2 separate regions of the Homo sapiens genome follow, and region 2 is linked to region 1. Evidence: chromatin loops called from intact Hi-C (ENCODE). Cell type or tissue: adrenal gland. All regions are shown on one strand. Links, peaks and the distances in the headings refer to the core of each region. The heading gives the core; the rest is flanking DNA.

Region 1 (12,542 bases), core at 2,066-10,065:
GCCTTGGCTTCTGGCGAGGAGTTTTACATTTCCCTCATGTTACAGAAGGTCAAAGGGGAAGTGGATATGTGTGAAGAGGGACTGGGGAGGGGGAACCTTGCTTTATAACAACGTGCTCTTGCTGGAACTAAATCCAGTCTTGCCAGAGTAAGAACTCACTCATTACTGCAAGAGTTGCACCAGGCCATTCATGAGGGAGATATAACACAAGCACCTTTCACTAGACCTTACTTCCCACACCGCCACACTTTGGACCAAATTTCAAAATGAGTTTTGGTGGAGATGAACAGACCATATTCAATCCATAGCATAACCATTCTGGGTGATGTGTGAAGTGGGATCTCACTGTGTTTTTGGTATGTATTTCCCTAATGACTGATGAGCATCTTTTCATGTGCTTATTTTCCATTCATATATCTTCTCTGGTGAAGTGTTTGTTAAAATCCTTTTCCCATTTTAAAATTGGGTTATTTCTTAAATCTTGAGTCATAAGAATTCTTTATACTTACTGGGTACTAGACTCTTATCAGATACACGATTTACAGATTTTTGTCTCATTCTGTAGGTGTCATATCTAAGAAATCATTGCTTAATCCAGAATCACATATTTATATACCTATGCTTTCTTCTAGGGAGTTTATAATTATAAATAATTCTTACATTTAGGTCTTTGATCCATTTTGAGTTAATTTGCATATATGGTATGAGGTAGGGAATCCAAAATAATTTTTTCGCGTTGGACTATTCAGTTGTCTCAGCAACATTTGTTGAAAAGACTATTCTTTCTCCCTTTGAATTGTCCTGGAACCTTTGTCAAAAGTTAATTGATTGTAAATATATGGGTTTATTTCTGAACTCTTAATTCTGTTCTGCTGATCTGTATGTCTATCTTTTCGCCATACCACACTGTGTTGGTTAATATAGCTTTGTAGTAGGTTTTGAAACTGGCAGTGTGTATCCTCCAACTCTGTTCTTTTTTCAAGATTATTTTGGCTATTCTGGGTCCCTTGCATTTCAATATGACTTTTATGATCAATTTGTCAATTTCAACAAAAGGCCACCTGGGATTTTGTTAGGAATTTTGGTGAATGTCTAGGTTGAATTGGGAAGTATTGCCATCCTAATAACATTAAGTCTTCTAGCACATGAACACAACTGTTGGTACATTCATTTAGATCTTCTTTATTTTCTTTCAATGATGTTTTTTAGTTTATACTGTATAAGTCTTGCATTTGTTTTGTTAAGTTTATTCCTAAGTATTTTATTTTTTTGATAGTATTGTAAATGAAGTTTTCTTAATTTGTTTTTCACATTGCTCTTTGCTGTTTTATAGATATACATTTGGTTTTTGTGTGTTAGTCTTGTGTCTTGCAACCTTTCTGAACTTATTAGCTTTAATAGTTTTGCTGTTATTACTGTATTTACCTTTAGTATTTACCTTTTATTTTTTTCTTGCCTAATTTTCATTGACTAGAACATCCAATACAATGTTGAACTGAAGTGGTGAGAGCACATATATTGTCATCTTAGAGAGGAAAGCTGTGAGTGCTTCATAAATGTCCTTTCTCAGGTTGAGGAAGTTTCCTTTTATTTCTAGATTGCTGAGTGGCTCTTTTTTGTTCCTTTTAAATCAGAAACAGGGTGTTGGGTTTTGGCAGACATTTTTTCTATGTCTGTTCATGATCAGTGGTTATTTTTTGTTCTGTTAATATAGCTGGTGTATGTTGAACTAACCTTGCATTCCTGGAATGAATACTGTTTGCTCAAAGTGTATAATCCTTTTTATATGTTGCTGGATTTGGTTTGCTAGTATTTTGTTGAGGATTTTTGCATCCATATTTGTAAGGGATATTGATCTGTAATTTTCTTGTGATGTTTTTATCTGGTTTCACTATCAGGTAATATTGTTTTTCCAGAATGAGTTGGTAAGTGTTCCTTCTGTTCTTTGGAAGAGTTTGTGAAGAATTAGTATTAGTTCTGCTTTACATATTTGGTGGAATTTACCAGTGAAACCATCTAGGCCTGGGCTTTTCTTCGAGGGTAGATATTTATTCGTTTTCTTGTTTTAATTATACTGCTACTATTTCTTTACTTGTAAGGACTATTCAGATTATTTATTTCTACCTTTCTACCCCAGCTTTATTGAGGTATGATTGACAAATAGAAATTATATATATGTGAGGTGTATATGTGATGTTTTGATATACATATATATTGTGACATGATTAACACTATTAAGATAATTAACATGTTCATCACCTCATGTAGTTTTTTTTGTGCGGAAAACATTTAAGATCTATTCTCTTAGCAAATTTCAAGTGTACGGTACTATATTATTAACTGTAATCACCATACTGTACATTAGAGCTTCAGAACTTATTCAGTGTAGATGAACCTTTGTACCCTTTTACCAAAATCTCCCCATTTCCCCTACCCCCTAGTTCCTGGCAACCATCGTTGTACTCTCTGCTTCATTGCTTCATGAGATTTCACATGTGAGATCATGCAGTATTTAACTGGCTTCTTTTATTTTTCTTTCTCTTTCTTTCTCTCTCTTTCTCTCTCCCTCTCTCTCCCCGCCCCACCCCTTTCCCCTTTCCCTTCCTTTCCTTTCCTAGTGGAGTCTTGCTCTGTCACCCAAGCTGAAATGCAGTAATGCGATCTTGGCTCACTGCAGCCTCCGCCTCCCAGGTTTAAGCGATTCTCCTGCCTGAGCCTCCCGAGTAGCAGGGATTATGGGCACCCGCCGTCAACACCCAGCTAATTTTGTTATTTTTAGTAGAGATGTCATTTCACCATGTTGGCCAGGCTGGTCTCAATTCCTGACCTCATATGATCCGCCTGCCTCAGCCTCCCAAAGTACTGGGATTACAGATGTGAGCCACCACACCCGGCCGCCTATTCTTAAATTAGGTTGTTGTCTTGCTCTTGAGTTACAATATTTTGGATATTAAGCTCTTATCAGATACATGGTTTGCAAATATTTTGTCCCATTATGTAGATTGTCTCTTTACTGTGTTGATTGGTTCTTCTTCTGTGCATAAGCTTTTTAGTTTGATGTAATATCATTTGTTTATTTTTGCTTTTGTTGCCTATATTTTTGGGATCATTTTCAAAAATCATTGCCCAGACCAATGTCAACAAGCTTTTTTTCCTGTGTTTTCTTCTAATATTTTAAAAATTTCATATCTTATGTCTTTAATTCATTTTGAGTTGATTTTTATATATGGTATGAGATAAGGGTCCAGTTTCCAACTTCTGGATGTGGATTACCAGTTTTCCCAAGGCCATTTATTGAAGAAACTATCCTTTCCCCATTGTGTGTTCTCGGCACTTTTGCCAAAGATCAATTCACCCTACATGTGTGGATTCGTTTCTGGGCTCTCTGTTGTGTTCCATTGGTTTATATGTCTATTTTTATGCCAGTACTGTACTGTTTTGATTATTATTACTTTGTAGTATATTTTGAAATCAGGTACTATGATGCCTCCAGCTTTGTGCTTACTCAGTTTTGCTTTGGCTCTTTGGGTTCTTTTGAGGTTACACGTAAATTTAGGGTTGTTTTTTCTATTGCTGTGAAAAATGCCATTGGAGTTTTATTAGGATTACACTGAATCTGTAGATCACTTTGGGTGGCATGGACAGTTAAACAATATTAATTCTTTCAATTCATGAAAACAGGATATCTTTCCATTTGTATTGTCTTCAATTTCTTTCGACAGTTTTATAGTTTTTATTTTATAGATCTTTCACCTCCTTGGTTAATTTTTTTTTTTTTTTTGAGACAGGGTCTTGCTCTGTCACCCAGGCTGGAGTGCAGTGGTGCCATCTTGGTTCACTGCATCCTCTGCCTCCTGAGTTCAAGTGATTCTCCTGCTTCAGTCTCCTGAGTAGCTGGGACTATAGGCGCCTGCCACCATGCCTGGCTAATTTTTGTATTTTTTGGTAGAGATGGAGTTTCACTGTGTTGGCCAGGCTGGTCTGGAACTCCTGGCCTCAAATGATCCACCTGCCTTGGCCTCCCAATGTGCTGGGATTACAGGCATGAGCTACCGTGCCTGGGCTGATTAAATTTATTCTTAAATTTTTTTTATGCTATTGTAAATGGAAGTGTTTTATTAATTTCTTTTTCAGATCATTAGTATATAGAAATGCAACTGATTTTTTGTGTGGGATTTTAAAAAAAGTTTATTTTATTTTTTATAGAGATGGGGTCTCGCTATGTTGATCAGGCTGGTCTTGAACTCCTGGCCTGAAGCATTCCTCCCATCTTGGCCTCCCAAAATGCTGGAATTACAGGCATGAGCCACCATGCCCTTCCACAACTGATTTTTGTATGTTGATTTTGTTATCTTGCAACTTTACTGAATTAGTTTAACTGACTCCAATAGTTTCTTGGTGGAATCTTCAGGGTTATCCATATATACAATTATGTCATCTGCAAATAGAGATAATTTTATTTATTCTTTTCTGACATGGATGGCTTGTATTCTTTTTTTTTCTTTCCTTTAGCCTGATTGCTCTGGGTAGGATTTCCGGTACTATATTGAATAGCAGTGGTGAGAATGGGCTTACTTGTCTTGTTCCTGATCTTAGAGGAAAAGCTGCCAGCTTTTCATCCTGGAGTATGAAATTAGCTGTGGGCTTATCATTTATTGCCTTTATTATGTTGGGTACATTTCTTCTATACCTAGTTTATTGAGAGTTTAATCACAAAAGGATGTTGAAAGTTTTTTTTTTTTAAATCATGAAAGGATGTTGAATTTTGTCAGATGCATTTTCTGTATCTATTGAGATGATCATAAGATTTTTATTCTTCATTCTGTTAATGTGGTGTATCATATTTATTGACTATGTATGTTGAACCACCCTTGCATTTCAGGAATAAGTTTCAGTTGATCTTGGTGTATGATGATCCTGTTAATGTGGTGTTGAATTTGGTTTGCTAGTGTTTTGTTGAGGATATTTATGTCTTCTAGAATCATTTTTGGTAGCTTGTGTCTTTCTAGGAATTTGTCCATATCATCTTAGTTATCTGATTTGTTGGCATAAAACTTTTCATTATATTTTCTTGTAATTCTTAGTTCTGTAAGTCAGTAATAACGAGCTCTTTCATTTCTGATTGTAGTAATTTGAGTCTTCCTTCTTTTGGTCTTGGTAGGACTTGCTAAAGATTTGTCAATTTTGTTTTCAAGGATCCAACTTTTGGTTTCATTGTTTTTTTTTCTATTGTTTTTCTATTCTCTATTTCATTTGTTTCTGCTGTGATATATATTTTCCCCCCTGCTTGCTTTGGTTTTAGTTTGGTTTTCTTTTTTCTAGTGTTTTTTGGGTGGACGGTTGGGTTATGATTCAAGATCTCTTTTTAAATGTAAACATTTACAGTTACAGTTTTCCCTGTAAGCACTGCTTTAACTTTATCTCATATGTTTTGATATGCAGTGTTTTTGTTTTCATTCATCTCAAAGTTTTTTTCTAATTTCCTTTGAGATTTATCCTTTGACCTATTGGTTATTTAGGAGTGTGTTGTTTAATTTCTGCATGTTTGTGATTTATAACAAATCTTTATGGCAGTCATACATAAACCTGTATCTGCTACCCTCTTCTCCCCCTTTAGAAAATTTAGTTTGAGGCCAGGCGCAGTGGCTCACACCTGTAATCCCAGCATTTTGGGAGGCTGAGGTGGGCAGATCACCTGAGGTCAGGAGTTCGAGACCAGCCTGACCAACATGGTGAAACCCTGTCTCTACTAAAAATACAAAATTAGCCAGGCATGGTGGCGCATGCCTGTAATCGCAGCTACTCGGGAGGCTGAGGCAGGAGAATCGCTTGAACCTGGGAGGTGGAGGTTGCAGTGAGCCGAGATCACGCCATTGCACTCCAGCCTGGGCAACAAGAGCAAAACTCTGTCTCGGAAAAAAAGAAAATTTAGTTTGAGGGTATTGCTTGCCCTTACAGTGTCGATCTTTTAAGCATTCTTGAATACATGCTGCCATGTTTTGAGTTTGCATGTCTGAAAATGTCTTTCTTTTGCTTTCTCGTAGTATCTCAGTAGTTTATAGATACTATTTTTGATGTCTTCTAGGTTTTAATTTTTCTTCAGCTCAGGGAAGTTTTCTTTTTAATATTTGATTTTTTTTCTTAATTTGTTTCCTCCCTTCTGAAAACGAGTTATTTTCATAGTAGATCCCCTAGATATGTCCTTTGTATCTGTTGTTTTAACTCATGATTTTAATTTCTTCATATTTTGATGTTAACGGGATGATTCTACTTCATTTTCTAGACTACTAATTTCATTTCTAGCAGTGCTTCTGCCCCTACTCTTTACTGAATTTAGATTTTTGCAATTGCGTTTCACTGTCAACTCTTTTATTTCTAATTATATTTACTTTAAAATTCAAATAATATACTTATAAAAGACCTATTTCTGCTCTGACCGTAATTTCTCCTCTAGTTGAGCCACCTATTCTGTGTTTGACTAGGGCTCTCCCTTGCAAGGTAATTAGGCTCCTTAAATTACCTGTAAGATTTTCTTGCCACAGCATCCATTCTGGTTAGGCTGGTGATCTTCTGAGTAGTGATAGATTGGTTGGTGGTGAGGTTTACAGGTGTTCCCTTCTCTTACTCCTGGTGTTGGCTACAATCAGGTGGCGTCTAGAGCAGCATGGGACAGGTGGGTAAGGGGAGTCTTCTCATTATGCAGAAGTGATCAACTTAAATCTCTGTCAGATCTACCTTTATGTAGCCCTACAGACATTCTTCCCCATAGATTTGACCAGAAAAGCAGGCCTGATCTTACTTACCTATTCTAACTTATTGATTCTCCTAGCCTTCTTAACAGTGGCATTAAGAAGGTGTTGCTTGGAATTTTTTTTTTTTAATGGTTTCACATAGTTTTTAAGTTGAAGTTCAAATTACCTGACATTTTTCGGATTCCTACCTTACCACTGTAGCCCAGTTTCATGCCCCACTTTCCATCTTTTCTTCACATTGTACTTTGAACAGCCTATTTGTGGTTCCCTAAATGGATATGGTTTTTCACATCTTTCCTTTGAACATACAGTTCACTTTGTTTCAGATGCCCATATGCCCTTTCTTTTCATCAGATGCATCACTCTTTGAATGTCAAGGTCAGATCAGGTATCACTTTAAGGATGTTTCTCTGATTACCTCATTCCATCTAATTGCCCAAATCCAAATCTGGTGGACCTCCTGTGTCCCTCTTCAACACCTGTGTGTACCTAGACAAAATTTTTCCCATCACATTTTAATTATTTGTTTCTTACTAGCCTACTAAGCTCTTGAAGACAAAGGACTGTGTGGCATATTTTAATGGTCTCAGCACTTAGCTCTGTGTCTACTCTTTAGTTATGTCCTCAATTTTGGGGGAATGAAATCCTTTTATTATAAGAAATCAAAACAGTGTATCCTGATTCAGAAACTTTGGAGACTTAGGCAGTAGGAGGCTAATTTTGAGACTGGCATATATTTTTAAGAGTACTGGGGGAAAATTTTGAATTGCATTTAGAGTTTACATGGAGTCATGTGGTCCTTCTGGACTTGCTTTAATATTATGTTCTTAGCACTGCCCAGTATCAGCAAGCTCTTTGGAACTGAAAATAAGGCCAGTGTCTGTTTATTTTACTAATTTTCCTAACTTCTAACCTGTTAACATCACGTAAAAAAAAATGTACCCATCTAGTTGCTTCATTTCCTTAGCATATACTTTAAAGTACTCATGTGTAAGGTTCCATTTAGTGTCCTTGGTTTGTAGACAGAGGACAAAATCCTTGCCCTCAGATGCTTTTAGTCTGTTCTAGTAGTAACCACAGCAGAGCAAGCATAGTTTGGTAACTTCCAGGTGGACATATTCATCATTTTGTCCATGGGGGTAGGAGGGTGGTCTTAACAGTTTGCAGGTTTAACCCACATTTCAAAAAACATGTTAAAATATGAAGTGTTCTAATTAAATCTATTGGCACAGTAAATAGATATTTTGGGATATTAGTGAACTAAAGAGATATTTGGGGAGATGGCAGCTACAAGCTAAAATCTGAACACTTTGATTAATATTTAGAATTAATTGACAACTACAGAGAGCCAGTAGTGGTGGTGCTGATAAGAATGTGGATGGTAACCAAAACTTAGTCTGTCTTACAGTTTTGCCTACAGCTGGTCATAGTGAAAATATGTAGTGTGAAAGTGAATGTCATTGATGGACAAGTCTTCTTTAAGACATTTGACTTCGTTTTCTACTTTTGTCCACTCCAGATTTTTTGCCAAAACAATATGGATTTTTTTTCTTTGGCAGAAATAAACCCCAGCTCTCTAGCTACCTTGAGCAAAGAAGGGAAGTTATTGATCGAATATCAGTCAATTCACAGAATGATTTGGAAGCCTGGAAGACCAGAGTTGCACAGGAACCAGGGCAACCTTGGGTGATGAAGCAACAGAAACTGCTCATCCTTTTGATTGTGGGATCTCCAGTGGATTAAAAAAAAAAAGACGGCCGGGCGCAGTGGCTCATGCCTGTAATCCCAGCACTTTGGGAGGCTGAGGCTGGCGGATCACGAGGTCAGGAGATTGAGACCACGGTGAAACCCTGTCTCTACTAAAAATACAAAAAATTAGCCGGGCGCGGTGGCAGGCGCCTGTAGTCCCAGCTACTCGGGAGGCTGAGATAGGAGAACGGCATGGACCCAGGAGGCGGAGCTTGCAGTTAGCCGAGATCATGCCACTGCACTCCAGCCTGGGAGACAGAGTGAGACTCCGTCTAAACAACAACAACAACAACAACAACAACAACAACAACAACAACAACAAAGACACCCCCCCGCCATCCCATGCTTATTATATCATTCCTTTGAGATTCAAACTTCTGGGGAAGAGAGTTGATTAATTTTCCCCTTTGTTTCTCGATTATAGGTATGGGTAAAGATTATGTATGGGAGAAGGACCCTCCTTAGAATTTCTCTAGTTGCTGGGCAGGTTGATTTCCAGTCCTACCAAAAATACAAGGACAGGATGGTTTTCTAAAAAGAAACTATGTTGCTGTCATGAAATTGGAATGGAGGTTGAATACCTAAAATGGGAAATGTTTACTGTGTTCTGAATCATAAGACTTGACTTTCAAATCCCAAATTTAAGACAGTTAATGCTTTTTAGGGATGCAAGGAATGTTTATACTAGATTATGTCTGGTTAGATGGGGGCATCTATTGTTGAAATATAATATTCCCTCTTAACCCATATAGCTCCTCTCAAGCATTGAACTCAAGCACTGATTTTTGTGATTTTCGTATGTCTGTAGCAGAGGTCGGCAAACTTTTTCTGTAAAGTGCCAGGTAACTAAATATCTGTAGGTCATGTGGTCTCTATCAAAACTACTCAACTGTGCCATTTTAGTACTAAAGCAGACATATACCATATGTAATGAAATGAGTATGGCTTTGTTCCAGTAAAACTTTATATAAAAACCAGGCAGAGGGCCATAGTTTGCTGATCCCCTATCTTATAGCAACTCTGTCTAATAGAAGTTTCTGATATGATGGCCATCTTTTGTATCTGTATGGCCTAATAGTAGCCACTGGCCACATGTGGCTACTGAGGATTTAAAATATGGCTAGTGCGACTGAGGAAATTAATTTTCAATTTAATTTTAATAGTTTCTTAGTAAAAAACTATTGTGTCTGCTAGTTTAAATATTGTTCTTTTTACTAAACTTTTGGCAACATTACCAATAAAAAGCCTTATAAAGTGGAGTTATAGTGGAGCTAGGAAAGATATTTTTATTGATAGAGAATGAATTCTGGTATAAAAAGCATTAAGAATAAATGAGTGCTTATCTATGGGGAAATATTACCAGCTTTAGTCTCCAAAGAATTAATACTGAAATTTAACCTTTTTAAATACATGATTTTAGAAAGTGAATACCTAGGAAAATCCCAAGGATTTGATGACTTTGTAGCAAAAAACCGTTCAAATAAATAGCATAGGCGATAAGTAGTTCTCTTCCTCACTACATTTAGAATAATGCACAAATCATAAGTACACTCAATGAATGTTCACAAACTGAACACAGTGATGTAAGCAGCACTCATATCAAGAAATAAAGATTATCCCCATAACATGATTATGATCTAGAGAAAAATCACAAGGAATCTAAAAATAATTAAAACTAATAAGTAAATTAGTTAAGGTCATTGATTATAAATCATATATTAAAACCAGTTATATTTTCTGCATATCAACAACAAATAAGTAGAAAGTAGAAAATGAAGTTTTAGAAAGGTACCATATACAGTATTAAAAATTGTTAATATAAATATGTTATTAAATCTTTATAATAAAAATATAAGTTGAAATAAATCTTACAAAAGATACTCAAGACATCTTCACTGAAAACTGTAAAACAGTGAAATCAGAAAAGGCCTTAGTAAATGAGATGCAATATTCAAATATTGGAAGACTCAATGTTATAAAGCTATCAGTTCTTACTAAATCGATTTGTAGCTTCAGTGCAATACCAATTAAAATCCCAGCAGGATTTTGGGGAGGGTGGAAAGTAACAAGCTGATTCCAAAATTATATAAAAATGTAAAGACCAAGAATGGTCTAGGCAGCCTTAAAGGACAATAACAGAGCTGGGAGAATTATACTACTAGATATCAAGAATATTTTGTGGTATTATTGATAAAATTAAACCAGGCACGGTGGCTTGTGCCCGTAATCCCAGCTACTTAAGAGGTTGAACGGGAGGATCACGTGAGCCCAGGAGTTCGAGGGTGCAGTGAGCTATGATCATGCCACTGCACTGCACTCCAGCCTGAGTGACAGAGCAAGACCTGGTCTCTTAAAAAATAAAGAGAAAGTTAGTTATTAAGTCAGTCTGATATTGACATGGATAGAAAAATAGACCAATGAAAGAGAATAAAGTCCAGCAGTAGACCCATCTGTAAATAGTAACTTGATCTATGACAAAGGTGATATTGCAGTGCAGTGGGAAAGAGTTGATCGTTAAAATAGATGTGCTGTATCAATTGGATATCTATAAGGGAAAATAAATAACTCTTCACTTTGAACTCTTATCATGATAGAAAAATCAATTTCAAGTAAATTGTAGATTTAAATGGGAAAGGTAAAGCAATAAAACTTTAATAAAATGAATAGACTGTCTTCATTACCTTAGATTGGCAGAGATTTCATAAATAGGTTCCAAAAGGCAGTAGCCAAGAAGAAAAACATTTGATAAATGTAACTACGTTGAAATGACACAGTAAGGTGTGAAAAGGCAAACCATAGATTCATGTCCTGAATATGGAAAGAATTCCTACAAATCAAGAAGGAAAAGACACACAATTCATGTTCATAATTTCAAAGCCAGGCCAAATGTGGTGTCTCACTCCTGTAATCCCAGCACTTTGGGAGGCCAGGAGTTCGAGATCAGCCTGGCCAACATGGCGAAACCTTGTCTCTACCAAAAATACAAAAAGTAGCCGGGCATGGTGGCACATGTCTGTAATCCCAGCTACTCAGAAGGCTGAGGCAGAATCACTTGAGCCCGGAAAGTGGAGTTTGCAGTGAGCCAAGATCATCATAGGATCAGGGAGACTTTTGTGTCTGTCCTGTGTTTGAGCTATTTCATGTATCCCATATCTTCTCTTTCTTGCTTTATTTCTTTGTTTTTGGTGGAGCAGATTCTCTGGTTGCTTCTTGAGGAAAGATATATGGGTAGTGAAATTTTTGAGACCTTGCATATTTTCCTCCTCCCACTTTGTTTTTAGTGTATCTGACGGGTAGAATTCTAGGTTGGAAATCATTTTCTCAGAATTTTGAAGGCATTGTTCCATTGTCTTCTAGCTTCCAGTGTTACTGTTGCACACTCCAATGCCATTCTGATTCCTGATTCTTTGTAAATACTCTATTTGTTCTTCCCTCGAAGCTTTTATTTAGGAGCTTGTGTTTGTCTCTAGAATTTGAAATTATTTATTCTGATGTATCTTGGTTTGGTTTTCTTTAAGCCATTGTGCTTGATTTTTTAAAAATGTGTCTTTCCAATCCAGAAACATGCTTTCCAGTTCTGGAAGAATTTTTTGAGTGATATTGGACTTTGTTCATATCTGTGCATTAGGCACTTAAACACTTACTGGAAACTGTGTAACTGGGCAGGGTTTACTGACTGATGGATGGGTTTTGTTTTTTGGGGTGTTTTTGATACAGGGTCTCAGTCGCTCAGGGTGGAGCGCAGTGGCACTGTCACAGCTCACTGCAGCCTCTATCTCCTGGGCTCAAGTGATCCTCCTACCTTAGCCTCCTGAGTAGCTGGGACTGCTGGTACATGCTACCACATCTGGCTAATTTTTTTTTTCCTCTGTAGGGACAGGGTTTCACCATGTTGCCCAGGCTGGTCTCAAACTCCTGGGCTCAAGCCATCCGTCTACTTCAGCCCCCCAAAGTGCTGGGATTATAGGTGTGAGCCACCATACCCAGCCATGGATGGGTTTTGCAGTAGGATGATCTAGTTAAGTCATTTCTCTGAGGGAC
Region 2 (12,542 bases), core at 3,177-11,176, 48 kb before region 1:
TAACAAGTCACTATGGATTATTTAATTTCTTTTCTTCTTCTTCTGCTGCTGCTTCTCCCTGCCCGCCCCTACCCTTTTTTTTAGAGACAGGGTCTTGCTCTGTTGTCCAGGCTAGAGAGAAATACAATTTATTTACTCCCAGTAAGGAAAATCTTAGAAATGTTAAAAAAAAAAAAAAAAAAAAAAAAGAAAAGTAATTCAAAGGATGAAAAATGACTATTTGCATAATATTTACCACAGTATTATATAGTGACAAGAAATGAGACCAACAACTAGATTAAGTTTTGGTATACATATCAACAAAATCAACTAAAGCAACGTGATATATATATATATCGCACATACACACACACGCACACGCACACACACACACACATATATATATATATATATATATTTTTTTTTTTTAAGACAGAGTCTCACCCTCTTACCCAGGCTGGAGTGTAGTGGCACGATCTCGGCTCACTGCATCCTCTGCCTCCAGGGTTCAAATGATTCTCACATCTCAGCCTCCTGAGTAGCTGGGACTACTATGCATCACCACGCCCAGCTAATTTTTGTATTTTTGGTAGAGAGGGGGTGTCACCATGTTGGCCAGGCTGGTCTCGAACGCCTGACCTCAGGTGATCTGCCCTTCTGGGCCTCCTAAAGTGCTGGGATTCCAGGTGTGAGCCACTGTGCCCAGCCTTGTATACATTCACTTAAAAAATAAGTAGGAAAACTGTGCAATATGGAAACATGTACAAATGACGGAACATTGCCTAAAAGTTACTTTGCAATGACTCCATAATATTAGCTTGTTTTTTGTCTCGCCTTTCTCTCAAAAGAAAAAATACACCACCAAGAGCAACAATGACAAACAGCATGCCCAAAGTCACGCAGATGAGAAGTGATTGAAAAAAGGATGTCAACCCAAGTCCACACTTCTAATCCCTATACCACACTGCCTATGTTCCCACTAATAGTAATACACACATTATTAGGCACCTAGTGCACATAAAGCACTCTTTCTCCTTGGTACTAATAAGAACACACAAAAAAACACAATATAGGCCCCTTTCAAAATTTGCAATATAGTGCTTTACAGTATGCAGCTGCTGCTGGGTGTGGTGGCTCATGCCTGTAATAGCAGCACTTGGGGAGGCCGAGGTGGGCGGATCATGAGGTCAGGAGATCAAGACCATCCAGGCTAACACGGTGAAACCCCATCTCAAGTAAAAATACAAAAAATTAGCCGGGCGTGGTGGCACACGCCTGAAATCCCAGCTACTCGGGAGGCTGAGGCAGGAGAATCGCTTGAACCTGGGAGGCGGATGTTGCAGTGAGCCGAGATTGCACCATTGCACTCCAGCCTGGGAGACAGAGTGAGACTCTGTCTCAAAAAAAAAAAAGGAATGACTGCATACCAATACAAAGTATAAACACTGCTAATCCAAATCTAGTGCTTGATGCTTAAATGGTATAACTGCGTCTCATACATGTGATCAATTCTAAAGCCACAGAAAATTACAGGCACTAAGATGATGAAAGCAGCAATTTAGGATATCATTTGAAATCTACATCTGTGAGCTACAGTTCTTCAACAGGCTGGAGAAACAGACCATCTAAGTCAAGCATGCTGTGGCTATAAGGAACATTTATTCAGATAGTATTTGGTCCCTATTCTTTGCCACATAAACAGAGAGGAAAACATTTAAATTCTAAAGTATCATTATATCCACACATAATAGTGATAGTTAAAACATAAGCCAGGTGCAGTGGAGCATGCCTGTAGTCCCAGCTACTTGGGAGGCTGAGGCAGGAGGATCATTTGAGCCCAGAAGTTGAAAGGCTGTACTGTGCTATGATCACAACTGTGAATTACTTTTTGTTTTTTACATTTCAAAGATTTGGCTTACTGGGCAAAGGGGGCGAGTATTTTTATGTCGTTTAATCTCTGTTGTCACTGTTGTTTTCTTAGTGGAATAACTGGGATTTTAGTCTATTGTTCTCTGAGATGAATCAGTTGTCAGAGCTATAGAGTTTTATAGAAAACTTATTGGCATAGTTTGTTCATTCAGCAAGTATTTTTGGACCTGAAGCCTAGTAATGAGGAAACAAAGATAAATATGATGAAGTTAGTCCTTGCTTTCTAGGAGCTTGGTCACAGTCTAGTGAGGAAGGATAATTTCTAACATTTAATTTATACTTTTGAAGAACACCTTGTGGGTTAGATAAAACAACCCGAATTGCCAGTTTTCAGCTTCTGAGATAAGCTATATCAAGGTGTTATATTCATTGGTCATTTGGTTGCTAGAAATTAACTTAAGCAAAACAGATTTATTAGTAGTAGAAGGTTATAGAGCTGGGTATCCCTTAGACCCCAGTTAGGCCTTAAGGAGGCCTACTGAGGTAGAAACCGGAAATTCAGGAATCACAGTAGCATTGTTCTCTTGTGGATCATTGAGCAACTGTTTCCAGTGCTGTGAAATAAAGTTTTCTAAAAAGGAGAAGTGGGAAGGAAGGAAATTGTATTTCTGCCACAGAGGTTGTGAACAAAGTACTCCCTACAGAAGGGAGTTACACAGTTTTCCTCCAGTTTAACTGCTGTTAAAATGGTATCTTGTTTCAGTTGATATGTCTTGATTGGTAGTGAGATTGAACTTAATATTTTTATCAAGAGCCCAAAGCCAATTTTTCTTGACGTCTGTATCTTAGACATGAGAATATATGGTAGTGATGTTAATTCTTGTTACATTTGATGAAACTATTTCCACCGTCATATTTTTTCTTTTATATATTTGAATATTTTCCATTGTATAAAGTTTTATGCTTTTATTGAATTCAATACCAGTTGTTCTTTATATTTTATTTATTTTCTTATCAGATGGGTCATATGCTGATGTCATAACAAGGTTTGAGAGAGGCACCTCTTGTGTGTGAGCACCCAGTCATCACACTTAAGAACTACAAAAGAATCACATTCTTACAGAGTCTCACTCTGTTGTCCCGGCTGGAGTATAGTGGCGCAATCATAGCTCACTGCAGCCTGGAACTCCTGGGCTCAAGTGATCTTCCCACCTCTGCCTCCTAAATAGCTAGGACTTCAGGCACACTTCAGTATGACTGGCTCTTTATGATACTTTAATGAGTATAAGTCTTTAAAAGTTACTGCTTTCTGAAGTTCAAGTACTCTAATTTTAGTGTGATTCAACTGATTTTATTTCTAAATTTTATATATTTTATCTTTCATATTGAAGCATAACACATACTGAAAAGGCACACAAAGTAGTGCTCAGTAAGTTATTATAAACTCTGACCTGTGTAACGACCACTGAGACAAGAAATAGAATATTGCCAGCACTTCAAACACTCTCCTTCCCCATCAGTCACTACCTTCTCCATGCTCCCCAAAGTAACCATTATTCTGATTTAGTTATGCCTGTTTTTGAGTTTGATATAAATGGATCCACGCATTATATATTTTGTATCTAGATATTTTTGCCCCACATATTATTTGTAAGATTCATCCACATTATTTTCTGAAACTGTAATTTTAATTGCACTATAATATTACTTTGTGTGAATGTACTACATTTTATACTTTGTTGATTGACATTTGGATTGTTTCCACTTGACAAAATATTAATAATGGTATTATGAACATGTTTATACCTGTCTCTTCATACATTATATTTGTTTTTTGTTTTTTTTTTTTTGAGACAGAGTCTCACCCTGTTGCCCAGTCTGGAGTGCTATGGCACAATCTCGGCTCACTGCAGCCTCCGCTTCCCGGGTTCAAATGATTCTCCTGCCTCAGCCTCCCGAGTAGCCGGGATTACAGGTGCCCGCCACCATGCCCAGCTAATTTTTGTATTTTTAGTAGAGACAGGGTTTCACCATGTTGACCAGGCTGGCCTCGAACTCCTGACCTCGTGATCCACCCGCCTTGGCCTCCCAAAGTGCTGGGATTACAGGTGTGAACCACTGTGCCCGGCCTTTTTTTGTTTGTTTGTAGTCTGTGTCTTGCTCTGTCGCAGTGGTGCGATCTCGGCTCACTGCAACCTCTGCCTCTTGGATTCAAACGATTCTCCTGCCTCAGCCTTTCCAGTAGCTAGGACTACATGCGTGCATCTCCACGCCTGGCTAATTTTTGTGTTTTTGTTAGAGACGGGTTTCACCATGTTGGCCAGGCTGGTCTCGAACTCCTGGCCTCAAGTGATCTGCCCATCTTGGCTTCCTAAAGTGCTGGGATTATAGGTGTGAGCCACCGTGCCTGGCTGTAAGATGGTATCTGTGTGGTTTTAATTTTTCATTTCCCTGATGACTAAGGATGTTTACCACTTTTTCATAAAGTTTATTGGCCTTTTCGTTATCCTTTGTGAAGTGCTTGTTCAAATCTTTTGTTCATTTGTCTGTTGTGTTTGTCTTTTAAAAACCATACTTGAAGGCATTCTTTTTGTATTTTGGATGAGAAGTCTTATTTTTTATTAAAACTTTTTCCCCCTATTCTGTGGCCTGCTTTTGTCTTCTCTTTATGGTATTTAAGAAGCCTTTTCTTATCTCAAGTTCATAAAAATGTTTTCCCATATTTTCTGTTTTTAATATAGGCATTATAGCTGTAAATTTCCCTCTAAGCACTGATTTAGTTCATTCCATAAGTTTTGATATGTTGCCTTTTTGTTTTTATTCATCTCAAGTATTTTCTAATTTTTCTTTTTATTTCATTTGACCCATTATTTATTTAGGAATATGTTAATTTCTGCATATTTGTGAATTTCTCGATTTTTTTTCTGTTACTGAGTTCTAATTTAATTCTATTGTGATCAGAGAACGTACTTTGTATCCTTTTTATCCTTTTCAGTTTGTTGATGCTGGTTTTATGGTCTAGCATAGATCATCTATCCTGGAGAATGTTCCATGTGTGCTTTTTTAGAAAAATGTGTATTGTGTTGTTGGGCAGAACGTTCTCTAGCTGTCTTTTCCATCTAGTTGATTATAGTGTTTGTTTTCTGTTTCCTTATTGATCTTCTGCCTAGTTCTATTCATTATTGAAAGTGGGCCATTTAATTCTTCCAACTATTGTTCTTGGCTTGTCTATTTCTCCCTTTAATTCTGTCAGTTTTGCTTCATGTAATTTGGGGCTCTGTCATAAAGTGCAAGTGATTAGAATTCTTATATCTTCCTAATAAATTGACCCTTAATTGTTTTAAAATGTTTCTCTTGACCTCTCAAAACACCAGTTTTTAAAAGTTTGTCTGATACTAGTATATTCATGCCAGCTCTTTTGCATGGTATGTTTTTTCCCATCCATTTACTCTTATCCTGTCCCGTTTGTATTTTTGAATCTAAAATATGTCTTAAGTAGACAGCGTTTAATTGGATCTTATTCTTTTAAAACCCAATCTGGTAATTTCTGCCTCTTGAGTGTATTATTTAATCCATTCACATTTAGTGTTACTGATAGGGTTAAATTTGTCTGCCACTTTGTTTTGTTTTCTATAGGTCTCATTTCTCTTTTGTCCTCTTTCCCTCCTCTACTGCTGTCTTTTGCATTACATGAGTATTTCCCAGTGTAACATTTTAATTTCTTTAATCATTTTAAAACTATATTTGAATTACTAGTGATTACTGTAGGGTTTACATTTATATATCTTAGCTTATCAGAGTCTACTTCATAGCTACATTAATTCTTGCAATATATAGAAACTTTAGTCCTGTATAGCTCTACTATTCCACCTCCCCCACCTTTTTTTTTTTTTTTTTTTTTTTTTTTTTTTTTTTTTTTTTTTTTTTTTTTTTGGAGATAGAGTCCCACTCTTCTGCCCAGTCTGGAGTGCAGTGGTGTGATCTTGGCTCACTGCAACCTCTGCCTCCTGGGTTCAAACAATTCTCATGCCTCAGCCTCCCGAGTAGGTGGGGATTACAGGCATGTGCCACCACACCCAGCTAACTTTTTGTATTTTAGTAGAGATGGGGTTTCACTGTGTTGACTGGGCTGGTCTTGAATTCCTGACCTCAAGTGATCCTCCCACCTTGGCCTCCCAAATGTATCTTTTGATGAAACTGAGATAAGGAAAATACATTTTATAGTTTTTGTACTAACCTTACTTGTCTATTCATTTACCATTTGATATCATTTCCTTACTTTCAGTAAAGTTTGTCACTACTGACCCCTTTGTCCATTCGTGCATTCATTCATTCATTCCTTCATTCAGTCATTCATTTATTGAGAGACGGAGTCTCGATTTGTCGCGCAGGCTGGAGTAGTGGCATGATCTTGGCTCAATGCAACTTCTGTCTCTGAGTTCAAGTGATTCTGGGTTCAAGCGAATCCCTCCGGAGTAGCTGGGATTACAGGTGTGAGCCACCATGCTCAGCCCTGATTTCTGATTTGACTCCATTCTAGTAAGATTTAAATCCCTAAGACTTAAGTTCTTGGAAATTTGAGACTTGCTTTATGGTTCAACATATGGTCTTTTTGGGTAAACATTCCTTGTGTACAACAACAAAATATTTATAGACTACAGTTGTTAGATGTGGTGTAATATGTTCTATCAAGTTTGTTTCTGTTTCAGATTTTTACTGCTTTTGCATTTGTTTGCTCCTATTCAGACAAAGGTTTGTTAAAATATCCCCAAATGATTATAACATTTGTCTCTCTGTTTAATTTGTCAGTTTTTGTTTTATATATTTTGATTATGTTAAAGTGCTGACAAGTCAAGGTTTTTTTAAATCTACCTGGTGAATCAAACTTTTTATTATTGTGACGTGTCCCTCTTTATCTCAGTATTGCATTTTACCTTGTAGTGTTTTTAATCTAGTGTTAAGGCAGATACACTAACTTTCATTTGGTGTTTGCATGCTACAGCTTTTTCCATTCTTTCAGCTTTCGCGTTTTAGCCATATCTTTTAAGTTGCATATACTAGTTTAAATAAACTAGTTTGACCATGTTTGTTCTTTAATTGGAACATGTAGTACATTTACATTTAATATACTTGCTGATATGTTTAAATTGATATTCCTAATAAATGATTTCTGTTTATCCTGTTTGAACTTTCTCTTATTCTCCTTTTCTGCTGCTTTTGGGATTATTATTATTTTTTGTTCCAAATACCCCCCACCCCCCAACTTGGCTTAATAGTTAGACCATCTTTTTTTAAATTTGTTTTTAATATTTATCCTAGAGATTACAATATGCCTCCTTTCTGTGTTAAAGTGTGATATAAGTTAGCACTTTTTTCTCTTTCTGGTCAGTGCAGCAACATTAGAAAACATTAACTGTACATTTCCCTCTCCAGAATTACATACTATTGCCAGATAGTTTAGTTCTCTGATATTTTAACTCCCCACAAGATATTACCATTAGTGTTTTATTCAGTAATTATACATTTAAATTTGTTTATATACTCAGTTTTTTTCTTCAATCTTTAGTGCATTTCCAGGCTTCTAGCTGGGTTGATTTTCTCTCTGAAAATACTCTTTTTTTTCTCTATTTGGGCCTATCTGTTGAGGAATTCTTTTTTGCTTATCTGATAATGCTTTTTTTTCATTTTTATTCTTGAAGGGATTTTTTTGGGGGGAGGGAGCTGGATACAGAAATCTTGGTTGGCAGTTTTTTTCATTTGTCATGTTGCAGCTATGCACAGTGCCCTTGAGACCTGGTTTCCAGAGTTTCTGTTGAGAAGTCAACTATCAGTCTTACTGTTGCTCCTTTGACTGTAATCTAGCTTGTAGATCTCTGGTCACTTTTTGTTTTTGTTGGAGTGGGGGTGTTTATATTTGGTTTTCAGCAGTTTTACTGTGATATGTCTAGGTGTGATCTTTTATTTGTTCAGCTTGGTGTTTATAGGACTTCTTATAACTGTGACGTAGGACTGCACTGCCCAGTGCCAGCCACTAGCTGCATGTAACTGTTGATACCAATTAACATTTAAAAAGTTAAAAATTCAATTCCTCACATTTTAAGTTCTCAGTAGACAAATGTTTCTATTAGTTACTCTATTGGCAGATGGAGAACATTTCCATCATTCTATCAATAGAATAGAAAGTTCTGTTGCACAGGACTGATGAGCTCGTTCGTCAGTTTTGGAAAATTCTCAGACTATATCACTTCGGATAGTGCTTCTGTCTTGTCATCTTCTTTCCTCCTGGTACTCCAGTTATACATGTATTAAACATTCTTAAATTTGCCCTATGTTTCTTACATCCTTTTTTGTATGTTTTATCTTTTTATTCCTGTGTGCATTTTTAAAGATATATTTTTCTGACCAATCTTCCATTTCATTAATTCTCTTAGGCTGTGTCTAATATGCCATCAGACTCATACACTGAGTTCTTTAATTTAGTTTATTTTACTTTTTGGTTCTAGAATTTCAATTTTATTCTCTTTAGTTTCAGGTTTTCTGCTAAAGTTCTCAGTGTTAACTACTCAGCATACTTATTCGAGAGTCTGTGTCTGATAACTTAATTATCTAGATACCTTTGGGTCTTGTTCCATGTTTCATTTGCATTTTATTTGCGTTATTTTCTTGGATTTCTGGTTAATTTTTATTGTGTATGAGACATTTGATGTGAAAAACTGTAGAAATAATTTGAGGCCTAGAATAATGGTAGTCTTCCATGACATAAAATTTACATTTAATTTTGACAGAAACATAGGGGCCCTATAAATCTGCTTTTCTTAATTCACTTTTAAGGATTGAGATTATTTGAATCTGGGCTTTAATTGTAATTCTTTTGCTCTGAGGTTGAGATCCCAACCCAGAGTTTGGGGGAGGCTCAGGGTCTCATTTTTGTCTGGCTAACCCAGTGAGGCTTTCAGATGTTTTGCTTAGCTTTCCAGCCTCACAGTCACTACTTAAATCAGCAGATGCCTGTAGGGGAGAAGAAACCTGGTATACCAGACTCACTTCTGGGAACTTAGTGAATTCTGGCCCCATTTCTTTACTGCCTGATCTCTAGAAGTAGAGTTTTCGTTTTTTAAACTTAGTTCAACTTTTCAAGTTTCTTCAGCCAGAAGATTGGTTTGATGACCTGATCACCATTACTGGAAGGAGAAAGTCCTTGTTTGCTTTTATTTTTAATTCTTTAATTGGCTTTGAAATTTTGGGTGAATCTGAATCTTTTTCTCCTCTTAACCACGCTCTTCTTCTCTCACTCTCTTTATCTTCCTTTTGTTTAAATTATCAATTGGTTATATCGGGTCCACAACACCAGGGCTGCATACCTGTACTGGTCGCTATCCTGTGAGGAATGAGCCACACAGCGGGAGGTGAGCAGCAGGCCAGTGAGCATTCCCGCCTGAGCTCCACCTCCTGTGAGATCATCCGTGGCATTAGATTCTCAGAGGAGCGTGGACCCTGTTGTGAACTGCACATGCGAGGGATCTAGGTCGCTTGCTCCTTATGAGAATCTAACTAATGCCTGATGATTTGAGGTGTAACAGTTTCATCTGAAACCATCTCCACTCCACCCCACCCCACCCCACCCCACCCCTGGTCCATGGAAAAATTGTCTTCCATGAAACTGGCCACTGGTGCCAAAAAGGTTGGGGACCACTGGGTTATATACAGAGTTTGAATAGGACCAACTTGTGGAGCAGTTAGCCATCTGGAATTGTAGGTTTAATTGGAAGCAGAACTATTTTTGCCTTTGATGCCTTGAAGATAACCGGTTTTTGTTGTTGTTGTTGTTGTTTGTTTGTTTGTTTTTGAGACAGAGTCTCACTCTGTTGCCCAGGCTGGAGTGCAGTGGTGGGATCTCGGTTCACTGCAACCTCTGCCTCCCAGATTCAAGCGATTCTCCTGCCTCAGCCTCCCGAGTTAGCTGGGACTCGTGTGCCACCATGCCCAGCTAATTTTTGAATCTTTAGTAAAGACAGGGTTTCGCCTTGTCGTCCAGGCTGGTCTCAAACCCCTGACCTCTGGAGATCTGCCCGCCCCTGCCTCCCAAAGTGCTGGGATTACAGGCGTGAGCCACCATGCCCAGCCAGATTACTGTTATTTTAAGTTTTTTTGGCAACCGGCTAGTACCAATGTAAGTTAAGTTTGGATTCAAATAAAATCGTCAGAGCATTACAATATATTTTTAAAAGACAGCTCTTCGTGAAATAACATTATATATAATATGTGTGTGTATATATATATCCTATTCCTTTAATGCTGGGTATTTTCTCAGCTCTGTACTCAATTCTTTGTCCTGTAAGTAAAAATGTGATACACGTCTTAGTCACTTTGCTTCTTTTAAATTATAACCCTTTGAGCAGTAGTTTAATATAAAAAAGTTTTAGCTTTCGAAACAGACTTTTAGAGTTGCTCATACTGTATAACACCCTTTATGCCTTTGGAAAATTTCATCTTATGTATTGTAGTTACTGTTTCAATTTATTGATTATTTAGTAAAAAAATATGAATGTCTTTGTGGATGTTACTGTATTGTACGAGTTGTAACTTTAGAGTGCCACTAGCAACATACATATGAACCAGTTTAATGGAAACATTACTGCTCTTAGTATTTTTAGGAAGTGTTTGGCTTGTTAAGTAGGGGTGGTATTACATGTTATTTTACTTACTACATATATTTGATTACCAAGAGATTAAGCAGTTTTCCACGTGTTTATTACTGTTTCTATTTGTGACTTGTTTTAAAAATTAAAACAGTCTTAAATCTCATCTTGGACTTGTTACTCCTGCTCATTACTGCCAAGGCTTACTATAGTATTTACAAACTACAAGGAGTGTGATAGTTTTTATGTTAAGATTACTTAAATTTCTTTGGACTAATTTTCTTCTCTAGCTTGAGAAAAAAATGATTGGGATTTTTAAGAGGGATTACGTTATTTCGTACTGTCCTCCAAATGCTGCCATCTGAAATTTGAAGGTTTGCAGTATTTTTTAGATAAGTATACCTTGGTATGGGAGCCTCTGTGCTAGGACCAATTTATAGTAGTTCTCTACTCTCTATTTGCTATTATAAAGCCAAAATAAATATATTAAATATGTCGTTGTAAGTATATTAGTATTTAGCAAATTCTCTTCTTCCTTAAATTTTATGTTAATAAGTTAACTGGCTAAAACAAATGTGTACATGGCCAGTTAGAACACTGTCTAAAACTTCTTGATATAAGCAAACATTTTAGTTATCTTTGAAAGCTCACACGATAAATTACAACCCCTATCTCTACCCCCTTGAGCTTGCTTTTAAGAAAGTGATAAAAGTGATGCAAACTTTTTATCATTAGTTCTCAATAATTTTATTGTATAATTTAACTTTTATAGGATGCCTTTTCTAAATTTGTATGAAGTAAAAATAACTTTCAGTCCAGTTATTTGAGAAGACAAAGCTGTATAACTGAATAGTTGTATAAATCCTGTTTATTAAGAGTGCTCAAAGAGCTTAATAACTAATGAAAGTTTTTTTTTTATTTTTTACTTTTTTATTTTATTTTATTTTTTTTTGAGACAGAGTCTCACTCTGTCACCCAGGCTGTAGTGCAGTGGCGCGATCTCAGCTCACTGCAACCTTCACCTCCTGGGTTCAAGCATTTCTCCTGCCTCAGCCTCCCGAGTAGCTGGGACTACAGGCACACGCTGCCACACCCGGCTAATTTTTTGTATTTTAGTAGAGACGGGGTTTCACCATGTTGCCCAGGTTGGTCGCGAACTCCTGAGCTCAGGCAATCCGCCCACGTTAGCCTCCCAAAGTGTTAGGATTACAGACGTGAGCCACTGCGCCTGGCTGAAAGTTTATCTTAAAACTGAGGCTTATTCCGGATACTAAAGATATTAAACAAGGCATATGTGCATGTGCCTGGGTGTATATGTAGATGGCTTGGGGGTAGAAATAAAATAAAAAGCCACAGAAAAGGCTATGGCTTTTTATTTTTTAAAAAATCACTTCATTGAATCAACATTTTAATTTGTTGATATTCTTTTTTGAATTTACTTCGTTTTATTTCTGCTCTGCATCTAATTCCTTATTTGGGATAAGATATAGAGCATGAGTCAGCAAACTTTTTTTTTTTTGAAACAGGGTCTCACTCTGTCACCCAGCCTGGAGTACAGTGGCATGATCTCAGCTCATTGCAGCCTTGACCTCCAAGCCTCAAGCAGTCCTCTCACCTTGCCTGGCTAATTTTTATATTTTTTGTAGAGATGGGTTTCACCATGTTACTCAGACTGTTTTTGAATTCCTGAGCTCAAGCAATCCACCAGTCTTGGCTTCCCAAAGTGCTGGGATTACAAGTGTGAGCCACCACACCTGGCCTAAACTGTTTTAAAAGAGTTGTCACAACTACGACAGGTGCTTGTGTTTGTGTGGTAAAGTGCAGCCATAGACAATATGCTAACAAGTGGGATGACTGTGTTCTTTAAAACCTTACTATGGACACTGATATTTGAATTTCATATTGATTTTACTAATCACAAAGTAGTCTTGATTTTTTTACCTTATAATATTTAACAGGGTAGTCACTGCTGCCCGTCCTTGTATAGAGTAACTTTCCTTGAGGAAGTTCAACCCTTCTAGTTACCCAGCTATCCAGGTAGTTGAAAGTTTTAAG

Evidence for each region. Hi-C counts contacts between places; a loop is a spot of excess contacts. Peaks named below come from ENCODE experiments on the same cell type or tissue, not always from the same donor. Only the 100,000 strongest peaks of a DNase experiment are listed, where the experiment ranks them.
Region 2: it touches region 1 in a loop (2.2-fold over the local background); 23 of 110 quality-filtered maps call a loop at or near these places.

Annotation. Positions count from the first base shown.
Region 1 is chr2:171,087,997-171,100,538 of GRCh38, reverse strand. The region is part of intron 2 of TLK1 (tousled like kinase 1); the gene reads left to right. Among named protein-coding and RNA genes, the nearest start is that of TLK1, 67 kb to the left of the region's middle. In adrenal gland, for the core only: no CTCF peak of the experiment used is centred there; no DNase peak of the experiment used is centred there.
Region 2 is chr2:171,136,746-171,149,287 of GRCh38, reverse strand. All of the region lies in intron 1 of TLK1 (tousled like kinase 1), which reads left to right. It overlaps LOC124906092, which reads left to right and starts at 5,783. Exons shown (of 1, transcript XM_047446755.1): 1 at 5,783-12,542. It also overlaps the pseudogene LOC124906168. In adrenal gland, for the core only: a CTCF peak has its summit at 7,820; no DNase peak of the experiment used is centred there.